Linked DNA regions of Homo sapiens: region 2 is linked to region 1. The links are chromatin contacts, found by Hi-C or POLR2A ChIA-PET in ENCODE. All regions are on one chromosome and are shown on one strand. The core of a region is the stretch at or near the end of the contact, and the rest is flanking DNA. Distances in the headings are between cores, read along the strand shown. Region 1 holds the start of KDM5A (lysine demethylase 5A). Region 2 overlaps LINC02455 (long intergenic non-protein coding RNA 2455).

What was found. Hi-C counts contacts between places; a loop is a spot of excess contacts on that map. ChIA-PET counts read pairs that join two places held with the same protein, here RNA polymerase II (POLR2A). Pooled maps may share reads with other maps.
Region 2: a pooled map shows a loop between it and region 1 (4-fold over the local background). The contact joins the enhancer-like site here to the promoter of KDM5A in region 1. A Hi-C loop is called at or near these places in 5 of 50 pooled maps. POLR2A ChIA-PET finds 5 or more read pairs at or near these places in 2 of 52 experiments (BJ and PC-9).

Annotation. Positions count from the first base shown.
Region 1 is chr12:388,070-393,042 of GRCh38, forward strand. It overlaps KDM5A (lysine demethylase 5A), which reads right to left and starts at 1,251. Exons shown (of 28, transcript NM_001042603.3): 1 at 858-1,251. The coding sequence starts at 1,022. It overlaps LOC105369594 (a long non-coding RNA gene), which reads right to left. Exons shown (of 4, transcript XR_007063149.1): 3 at 3,652-3,770; 4 at 1,964-2,872. It also overlaps a transcript of CCDC77 not described here. RefSeq lists an enhancer at 1,414-1,708.
Region 2 is chr12:673,326-678,412 of GRCh38, forward strand. It overlaps LINC02455 (long intergenic non-protein coding RNA 2455), which reads right to left. Exons shown (of 4, transcript NR_187480.1): 4 at 1-1,694. Among named protein-coding and RNA genes, the nearest start is that of NINJ2, 12 kb to the left of the region's middle. RefSeq lists an enhancer at 142-241. Within about 2 kb of position 1,251, at least 10 of the 41 ENCODE cell types and tissues checked have a DNase peak (open chromatin) inside an H3K27ac peak, as active enhancers do.

The sequences.
Region 1 (4,973 bases), core at 1-2,500:
TTTAAACAAGCATCCAGTTGACCCTGGTGCAAGTGGTCCAGCAACATCATTTAAAAAGCACTGGTCTAATGAGTAAAGAAAAACACCTTTGACCTTGAGTAATCACTCAACCTCTTGGGGCATTAATCCCCTCCACACAAGGGATAGTATCTGTTTTCCTTACCTCAAAGGTGAGATTATAATTAACCTTATAGGCAAACCTAGTTATCTGCAATAACTGTGATTCTAAAATCGTTGATCTTGAGTTCCCTACGTCAAGAGATTTCAACATTTCCTTCCACCTCCACTATAAACCAATTTTTCCTAAACCTCTAAATTTTAGAATTATTGCTGCTCCTTCTCTTTCCCCGCTAAGACTTTTTCACTGCGGCAATAATTAGTCTGGAGTTCTTGTCTAGTAATACCATCCGGTGAGACTAGAGCTCAGATAACCTTTTCAGAAACCCTAGCCCTGAGATGAGGCCTGCAAATATTTGATCCAACCAGGTCTTGAATAAAGAGATAGCCGACTATCAAACCATAATGAGGATACGTGAGGGAAGAATACGTCACGTCATAATACTGTACTTTAAACACCATATCGGCTAACGAAAGGCTTTAGGCCCACGGCTGAGAGAAAAGTATCAGTTCCCAAGTTCTAGGCGGAAGAGGCCCAAGAGACACCACTTTCTCGCTTTCAGACGTGTCTACATAAGACCACAAAAGAAACCGAGGCAAAAACATCCAGAAACAGGCTCCAGTTGTCTCAAAAGAGAGTACATATGAAACGAGACAAGGATCAGAAAAGTAAAGCTAAACCCAGTGTACGGACTCCCCCATTCTTCCTTCTCCCCCTCTCTCTTCACAGACTGAGGTACCTTGGGCGGCCGAATTTTGCAGATGCCGGTTTTCTCCGCCAAAGGCCGGATGCGGCCGATAAAGCTGAGCGGATCTGTGAACTCCTCCCAACTCGGCTCAAAGACGGGGCACTCTGGCGGTGGCACGAACTCCGCCGCGTAGCCCCCCGGCCCCACGCCCGCCATTGCAACGGCCGGGGGGGGGGGGGGGTCCCCGTGGGGAACCGGTGGAGAAAAGCTGGCTGAAGCCCACTAAGCCCGTTCAAGTCCCCTGACAGAGGCCGAAGCGCATCTTCGCGGACAAGAACCGTTCAACACAGAAACCCCAGAATCGCTTCCTCCTCCCGTTTGTTATTGTTTCTTGCAAGGCTTTTCCACTGAGGTTCAGGACTTTTCCGGAAGTTACCGTGCTGTCAAATCCCTCCGCCCCCTGCAGGAAACGGAATCCTTCCGCAGCTGCACGACGCCTGTGTGTCTGGCCTTTCCTTCTTCTTCTCTTCCCCGGCAGCACAGTGTGGCTGTTTGTCTCCTTGCCCGCCAAAGTTCTGCCCAGTCCAACGACTCCACGCAGCTCGCCCTTGGTAAGGGGTCGGGGAGGGGCACAAGCTCTTCTTTACTAGAGGTACGGATTGAGGGAAGCCGACGGGGCGAGGCGGGGCGAGGCGCAACGAGGCGGGGCGAGGCGCGACGCGACGTGACGCTTTCTTCCGGCGCGGAGGAATGTGTAATGCCCCAGAGGGCAGAGGTTGTGCTTCCGGTGAGGAGGGTCCCTTTCCCTTTTGTGTATCAGTGCACTCGAAAACACGCCGGGCTTAATCTTAAGCACCGCGCCTCACCGCCCGTGCTTCGTAATTTGTTTTAACCTACCCTGCTGCGTTTATAGCAAGTAGCCTTTCCAGCATTTCTCTTTTTTTAGCCCTTTGAATGCAGATATTTTACAGTAATCTCACTCTGCCACTTTATACCCGCCTCTTCTCCATCAAAACAAGTGCAGGTCTAACCCATCCCCTAAATCCTGCCAGCTGGCTTTAGCCACCATCCATGAATTGCTTTTCCTTTTACACAGGACGCAGCAGCTCTCCTGAATTACCAGCCAGTATCGTCTAGCTACCTGCAGGACATCTCACTTTGATAACTCAAAGTACTTTAATTGTTCACTGTTTCTTCAGTGTTCCTGGTTTCCATTAATGACTTCATCTATTCAGTTGCCTGAGCAAAAAAAAAAAAAAAAAAAAAAAATCAAGAAATAATCCTAATTCTTTCTGCTCTCACTTCCCATGTATAATCGTGTGTCTCTCCATCCCCGTTACCAGTATCCTAATTTAAATACTCTTACTGACAACAGCTGATTTCTCCTCTCAAATCCCTCTCCATCCACACGTTGGATTGCTTTGTCTAAAATCCAGAATTCATCTTGTCACTTTTCATCTCCAAACTCAACAACTCCAAACATCTTTTTTAATTGCTGATTTGCTGCTTTGCTCTCCAGCTTCATCTCTCCTGCTTCTCCATATGATCTACAGAAGTTTTTGTGGTGACTTTAGTACACCATGATTTTTCTCACCTCTGAGTAACAAATCAGGGGACTTTGAATAACGCAGATTGCCCTCCATAATGTGAGTAGGCCTTATCCAATCAACTGAAGGCCTGAATAGAACAAAAGACTGACCTTCCATGAGCAAGAAGGAATTTTGCCAGTAGATGGCTCTCAGACTTGAACTGTAGCATCACCTTTTCCCTGGCCTCCAGCCTGCCAACCCACCCTGCAGATTTTGGACTTGGAAGCTCTATAATCAAGTGAGTCAAGTCCTTAAAATAAATATCTTTATAAACACACACACACACACACACACACATCTTATTGGTTCTGTTTCTCTGGAGAACCGTGAATACATCTAGGGTTGGAGGGTTCAAGATGGCCTCACTTACGTGTCTGGCAGTTGGTGCTGGCTATTGGCTGGGAAGTCTTAGTTCTCCACATGGCTTCTCATCTTCTGGTAGATGGAGCTTTTCCACTGCATGGTGGTCTTAGCATTCTAAGAAGATGAGAGTGGAAGCAAAGACCTAAAGCCTAGACTCCAAAATGTACAAGATCACTCCATCATATTCTGTTGGTCAAAGCAAGTCATAAGACCATCCCAGATTCAAGAAGTGGGAAAATTCCAATTTTTTATGAGAAGAGTGACAATGTCACATTACAAAGGGGTGTAGACACAGGACGCTGTGATTCATAATAATTCCATACAATTATTATAATGATTTATGTCCAGGTGCAGTGGCTCACGCCTGTAATCCCAGCACTTTTTGAGGCCAAGGCGGGCAGATCACCTGAGGTCAGGAGTTTGAGACCAGCCTGGCCAACATGGTGAAATCCTGTCTCTATTAAAAATGTACAACAATTAGCCCAGGCGTGGTGGCAGGCGCCTGTAATCCCAGCTATCCAGGAGGCTGAGGCAGGAGAATTGCTTGAACCCAGGAGGTGGAAGTTGTAGTAAGCCGAGATCGTGCCACTGTACTCCAGCCTAGGCAAGAAGAGTGAGACTCTGTCTCCAAAAAAAAAAAAATTTACAACAAAGTCTTTGATTTTTACCACTTAAATCTGGAAAACTATATTATTCGGAAAAAGAAATAATGGAATTCCGAATAAAACAAGCCACTGATAATTCATTTTATTAAACATTCAATTAAATGTAATGGTTTTGCTTTCAAATTAACAGAGCGTGAGAACCTGATAGAACCTCAGTATAAGCACAAATCCTTAAAAGCTTTGATTGGTCCTATTTATTTCCTGTTATTTTCTTCAGATTATACTTACCTATTTTATTTTAAACTGTCTCTCTAGTAGAATAGAAAATGTATAATGATTCTCAATCATTTTTATTTGCCACAGTACTTCTGAGAAATCTGTAGTGGTTGCTTACAACAGCAGGAAGTCTGTAAGAGAAGACAGTGAATAGAAGGGCAGCAAATATTAACATCTCTGGTGCGAACAGAAGAAACTTCTGTAGTTACAACCACCTCACATTCTGATGCTTCCCTCAGGGGGGGCACATGAACCCCACTCCCACCTCTCATGCTTACCCCTTTGAAAATCACTGTTGTAAAAATCCAAATTGTGTTTCATCAGCTTCTATGAGGGCATTCTGCACACACAATGTTAAACTGAGTCAATAGTATTTGGGTTTCTGGTCAGAACAGTGGAGTATAACTGTAGTTTAAAAGGATCATTTGCATTACTTAAACAATCCTTGACAGTAACTTTTCAGAAAAAAAAAAATTAGAGTATTATTTATCTGAAATTTATTATCCTGAGTGTTAAAATAGACTAAAATGAATACTTAGATCTGATAATCATTTGGCTAGACCGTGGTCCCTGGATTTTTAAAAAATGCAATAAAACCTCACAAAATCAGATTAATTAGGGTTAGTTTCAGAGAGGGAAAAGTCAAAATTACTGAATTCTTAAACAAATGTCATTTTAATTCAAGAATAATTTCCACCAGTGATTCTCAAACTGTTTTGGTGTCAGGACGCCTTTACTCTTAAAAATTATTGAGGCCAGGCACGGTGGCTCATACCTGTAATCCCAGCACTTTGGGAGGCCGAGGCGGGCAGATCACTTGAGGTTAGGAGTTCGAGACCAGCCTGGCCAACATGGAGAAACCGCATCTCTACTAAAAAATACAAAACTTAGCCGGGCGTAGTGGTGGGCACCTGTAATCCCAGCTACTTAGGAGGCTGAGGCAGGAGAATCGCTTGAACCTGGGTGGCGGAGGTTGCAGTGAGCCAAGATGGTGCCACTGTACTCCAGCCTGGGCAACAGAGTAAGACTCTGTCTCACAAAAAAAAAAATTATTGAGAACCCCCAAAGTTCTTGTTTATATGCATAATACATATTGATGTTTACTATATTAGAAATTAAACCTAAGATGTTTAAAATATTTTATTCATTTCAATATAAAACTTTTATATTTAAATACATTTTAAAAATAATAACTATATTTTCCAAAACAAAAAAATCTGGTGAGAAGAGTGGCATTGGTTTACATTTTTTGTACTTTTTTTTTTAACATTTGGCTTAGCAGGATCGAGCTGGATTATCATATCTGTTTCTCCAACCCGTTACAATATGTTCTT
Region 2 (5,087 bases), core at 1-2,500, 290 kb after region 1:
CATGCATATCAAGCAAATTACCTGCCTGGCACAGGGTAAAAGAACCCAGTAAATGGAGCTGATGTTAATATTCATGCAAATCCCCTCACTATGAGCCCAGCTGTGTAACTGCTGAATCTTCCCCTTGTTCTCTTTGATCTCAGCCCAGAACCTCTCGTTTGCACCTGGATGACTCGGCCAGAGATGATTTCTAGAAGTTCCTTAAAGATATTAGTCTGTGGGCTGGGCACGGTGGCTCACACCTGTAATCCCAGCACTTTGGGAGGCCGAGGCGGGTGGATCACCTGAGATCAGGAGTTTGAGACCAGCCTGACCAACATGGTGAAACCCCGTGTCTACTAAAAATACAAAAATTAGCTGGGCATGGTGGCGGGCGCCTGTCATCCCAGCTACTCAGGAGGCTGAGGTGAGAGAATCGCTTGAACCCAGGAGGCAGAGGTTGCAGTGAGCCGAGATTGTGCCATTGCACTCCAGCCTGGGCAACAAGAGCAAAACTCCATCTCAAGAAAAAAAAAACATGTATTAGCCTCTGAAGATTTACTGTGCTGCTGAGAGGAACTTAAAGTTTGGTTCTTGGGGAAAGAGCTGTTAGGTAAGCTGGGATGCAATAGACATAGGTTCACAGAATGAACCCTTATGGTGGGCTGTGGGACAAAAAAGTTTCCAATTTGGACCCCTCACCAAGAGAAACAGAAGGGGAAGAGAAAGTACAGGAGGGAAAAATCAAAGCGTGGGGGCGAGCTGCTGCTTTTAGCCATGGTGAAGGTGAAATCAGGAAACTTCAGTGGGGTTTGTCAAAGAAGACCTTCAATACATACTATGAACTATGGAATATGCAAAACGAGAACTATTTTGTGCATTTCTACCCCCTTCTCCTTCATACTGTTGACCTTCAGGTGCCTACACAGGGTAGCTGGGGGAAATTAAAAGGAGCAGAGCTTCCAGCATTTTTTCTTTTGTGAACAACCCTGGTAAAAAGATTTTGTGCCAACGGTTCTTGGTTTCTCCTCTGACAACCAGTTCCTTCCCCTGCTATTCTTACAGCATTCAGAGTCTGCACAACAGCACTGACATCCCTGCTTCATGTGCAACTGTGAGTACCCATCTGTAAGCCTTTGAGAACAGGGACTGTGGCTTCTACTTCTGAAACTCCCACAGCAGTGAGCCCCTGCAGATAAGCACATACTAACTGATACTGGGCTTCTGAGGGGGGGCCCCCTTCTGCATAGTGTAGTGCTAGGTCCCCAGATCAAGTCAGATGCCAACGAGATTCTTGTTAGAAAAGCTGTGGGTAACACAGACCCAAGAGAGTGGGGTGCAAAAATGGAAATGCAGTTTCCTGAACATTGTCATAATGTGACATCGATTGCTGTGTGATCTTACGTGAGTCATTTCCTTCCCATCTGTTACCTTGGTTTCACTCATCTGCAGAATGAGAACAGTTTTGTAAAGGCACATGCATATATTCATTTTTTTTCCTGATTAGAAAAGTAATATATATTTCTTGTAGAAAATATAGAATATACAGAAGAATGTGTGAGAAATAAAAGTTCCCACTTAAAACCACCCGGAGGCCAGACACAGTGGTTCGCGCCTGTAATCCCAGCACTTTAGGAAGTTGAGGTTCGAGGTGGGTGGATCACTTGAGTCCAGGAGTTCCAGACCAGCCTGGGCAACATGGCACAATCCTGTCTCTACAAAAAATATAAAAATTAGCCAGACGTGGTGGCACATGCCTAGTCCCAGCTACTTGGGAGGCAGAGTTGCAGTGAGCCAAGCTTGTGCCACTGCACTACAGCCTGGGCGACAGAGTGAACCCCCCACCCCCGCCCCAGAAAAACAAAAAAGGAAAAAGAAAACCATCCAGAGATTAAACATTGTTTACATTTCGGTTTACTGCTTTTTGTTTTTATTTATTTCTATTAAACATTTGATGTAGGCCGGGCGTGGTGGCTCACACCTATAATCCCAGCAATTTGGGAGGCTGAGGTGGGTGGATCATTTGAGGTCAGGAATTCGAGACCAGCCTGGCCAACATGGTGAAACCCTGCCTGTACTAAAAATACAAAAATTAGCCAGGCGTGATGGCGGGCGCCTGTAGTCCCAGCCACTCGGGAGGCTGAGACGGGAGAATCGCTTGAACCCAGGAAGTGGAGGTTGCAGTGAACCAAGATCACGCCACTGCACTCCAGCCACAGTGACAGAGCAAGACTCTCTAAAAATAAAAATAAAAATAAAAAATAGAAAATAGAAAAAATTGATGTAATTGGTTTATTGCTTTTTAATCTTTTCTGTGTGTGTGCCGTGTGTGTGTAATTTGCGGAGTCCAGTGCAAAATGAAAACCTAGGCCCCTTGTTCCCAAATTATGAGGAACTTCAAGAAGGCCACAGCAGAGCATTGAACCCACTCTGGAGTCCTGTTTGACTGCGTGGTCACGTGCCCATGAAGTGGGCTCTTTGTATTCCCTACTCAGAATAATAAGATCATTTATTGAGGGTTCTCTGTGTGTCAAGTATTTCATTTAATTAGTTATAATTTAATTCAGCTTCTTTGATATAAATACAATTCTTCCCCCTCCTCATTTTTGCAGATAAAACAACTGGGGATCAGAAAGTTTAAGTAGCTTGCCCAAGTTCATACAGCTAGTCAGGGCAGAGACAATATTCATACCTGAGTCTTTCTGGCTTCAGGTCTGTGCTTTTAACATTGCAGCACATTCCCTCTAATATTAACTTTTTTTTTTTTTTTTGAAACGGAGTCTCGCTCTGTTGCCCGGGCTGGAGTGCAGTGGCACGATCTCGACTCACTGCAAGCTCCGCCTCCCAGGTTCACGCCATTCTCCTGCCTCAGCCTCCCGAGTAGCTGGGACTACAGGCATGAGCCAGTGCGCCCGGCCCTCATATTAACTTTTATAAATTCATTTAAAAATTATTAATAAAGTTGAGATTATACTATACATAAAATCTTATATTGCATTTTTTTTCATTTTATATCACGATTGTTTTTTCTTCCTCTGTTATTAAACAGAGGAGAAAAACTGCGGCTATTTATGAGAAAGAGTGAAGTCTAAATGACAAAGCTCTGAGAAGAATTTCATTGCAAGATTAGATTAAATACAAAACATCAATGATCCAAAGCAGGAGCACGTGGTCAGTGGAGACTTGGCAAAGGCTAGGCTGCTGTATTTAACCCACAGCCCCCGACTGATAAATAGAATATAAACATCTCACTCTCCCTGCTCTGAACATCCTCCACATTAAAGAGGATACCTTTGCAGATCCCCGACAGTCAAGATTTCTGTCCAATTTACTTTTCACAAAAGTAAAAGTTTCATTGTAAAATGAAAGCAATGGGTCCTTTTTCAAGCATAAATAATATTATATGGAATATAAGTTTCAACCTCCTCCTTACACACACACACACACACACACACACACGCTCGAATACCCTTATGGGGGTGTGCAGCCCCGTCTTCCTTGGCAATCACTGAGTTATATGTAAAACAGAGCCAGTACTGAAGGTAATATTAAAAATGTTACTATGCACCACTGCAGACTTTGGGAAACTGACTTACTCTCTCTAAGTCTGAGGAGCCATGTGTGTAAAATAGAGCTCATAAGAGCTACCTCAACAGAATGAGGAAAGAACCTAATGGGTAGGCTTTTCCTGAAGCTGGGACTTCTAAGCCAAGAGTCAAGCTTAGGTTACTGCGCATTAGATTTTCTTTGTAGGCCTTAATTCCTCAACGAAAACTGCAACCATGGTTAGGGTCCCTGGGATCTGGGGCTGAGGAACTGGGGGAGAAGAGGAGTAAGGCCTATTCTTGTACCCATCTCCTTTTGTTTGTCACAGTTCTTATTTTCTAGGGAACTGTGGTTAAAAGGAAGACAGAGTACAGCTACCTTTTAGGGAGAGAAAAAAACCAAAACACAATCCTCAGCTTTCAAGGTGTATGAGGGAGAGAGCACCAAGGTAGTGATTTACCCCTGAAGTCAGCTGAGTCTTGGGGAATTTAAGCAGCTAAGGGACACAAGCTTCAGGCCACAGAAAGTGAGGACCACTGGGGCAGGAAAAAAAATCCCTCTTCGTTTGGTGTTAAGTTTCCACCTATCAAAATGCGTCTTTCTAGATGACTTGCTGCCCTTTGCTGGCAAGCTCTCCCAATGTTGTGCAAAGAGATTTAATAAGAAATAACAGGCTGGGCATGGTGGCTCAGGCCTGTCATCCCAGCATTTTGGGAGAACAAGGCAAAAGGATCACTTGAGCCCAGGAGTTTGAAACCAGCCTGGGCAACATAGCAAGACCCCGTCACTACAAAAAACAAATAAAAATAATTAGCTGAGCATGGTGGTAAATTATAGTGAGCTATGATTATGCCACTGCACTCTGGGTGACAGAGCCAGACCTTATCTCTAAAAAAAAAAAAAAAAAGGCCGGGAACGGCGGCTCACAGCACCCAGCACTTTCGGAGCACTTTGGGAGGCTGAGGCGGGCAGATCACCTGAGGTCGGGAGTTTAAGACCAGCCTGGCCAACATGGAGAAACCCTGTCTCTACTAAAAATACAAAAATTAGCCAGGCGTGGTGGCGCATGCCTGTAGTTCCAGCTACTCAGAAGGTTGAGATGGGAGAATCACTGGAACCCAGGAGGCGGAGGTTGTGGTGAGCTGAGATCAGGCCATTGCACTCCAGCCTGGGCAACAAAAGTGAAACTCTGTTTCAAAAAAAAAAAAAAAGAAAGAAAAAGAAAAAGAAAAAGAGGGCCGGGTGCGGTGGCTCATGCCTGTAATCCCAGTACTTTGGGAGGCCGAGGCAGGCGGATCATGAGGTCAAGAGTTTGAGACCAGCCTGGCCAACATGGTGAAACCCCGCCTCTACTAAGAATACAAAAATTAGCCAGATGTGGTGGTGCATGCTGTAATCCCAGCTACTGGAGAGGCTGAGGCAGGAGAATAGCATGAACCTGGGAGGCGGAGGTTGCAGTGAGCTGAGATCGTGCTATTGCACTCCAGCCTGGGCAACAGAGCAAGACTCCATCTCAAAAAAAAAAAAAAAAAAAAAAAAGAAAGAAAAAGAAAAAGAAATTA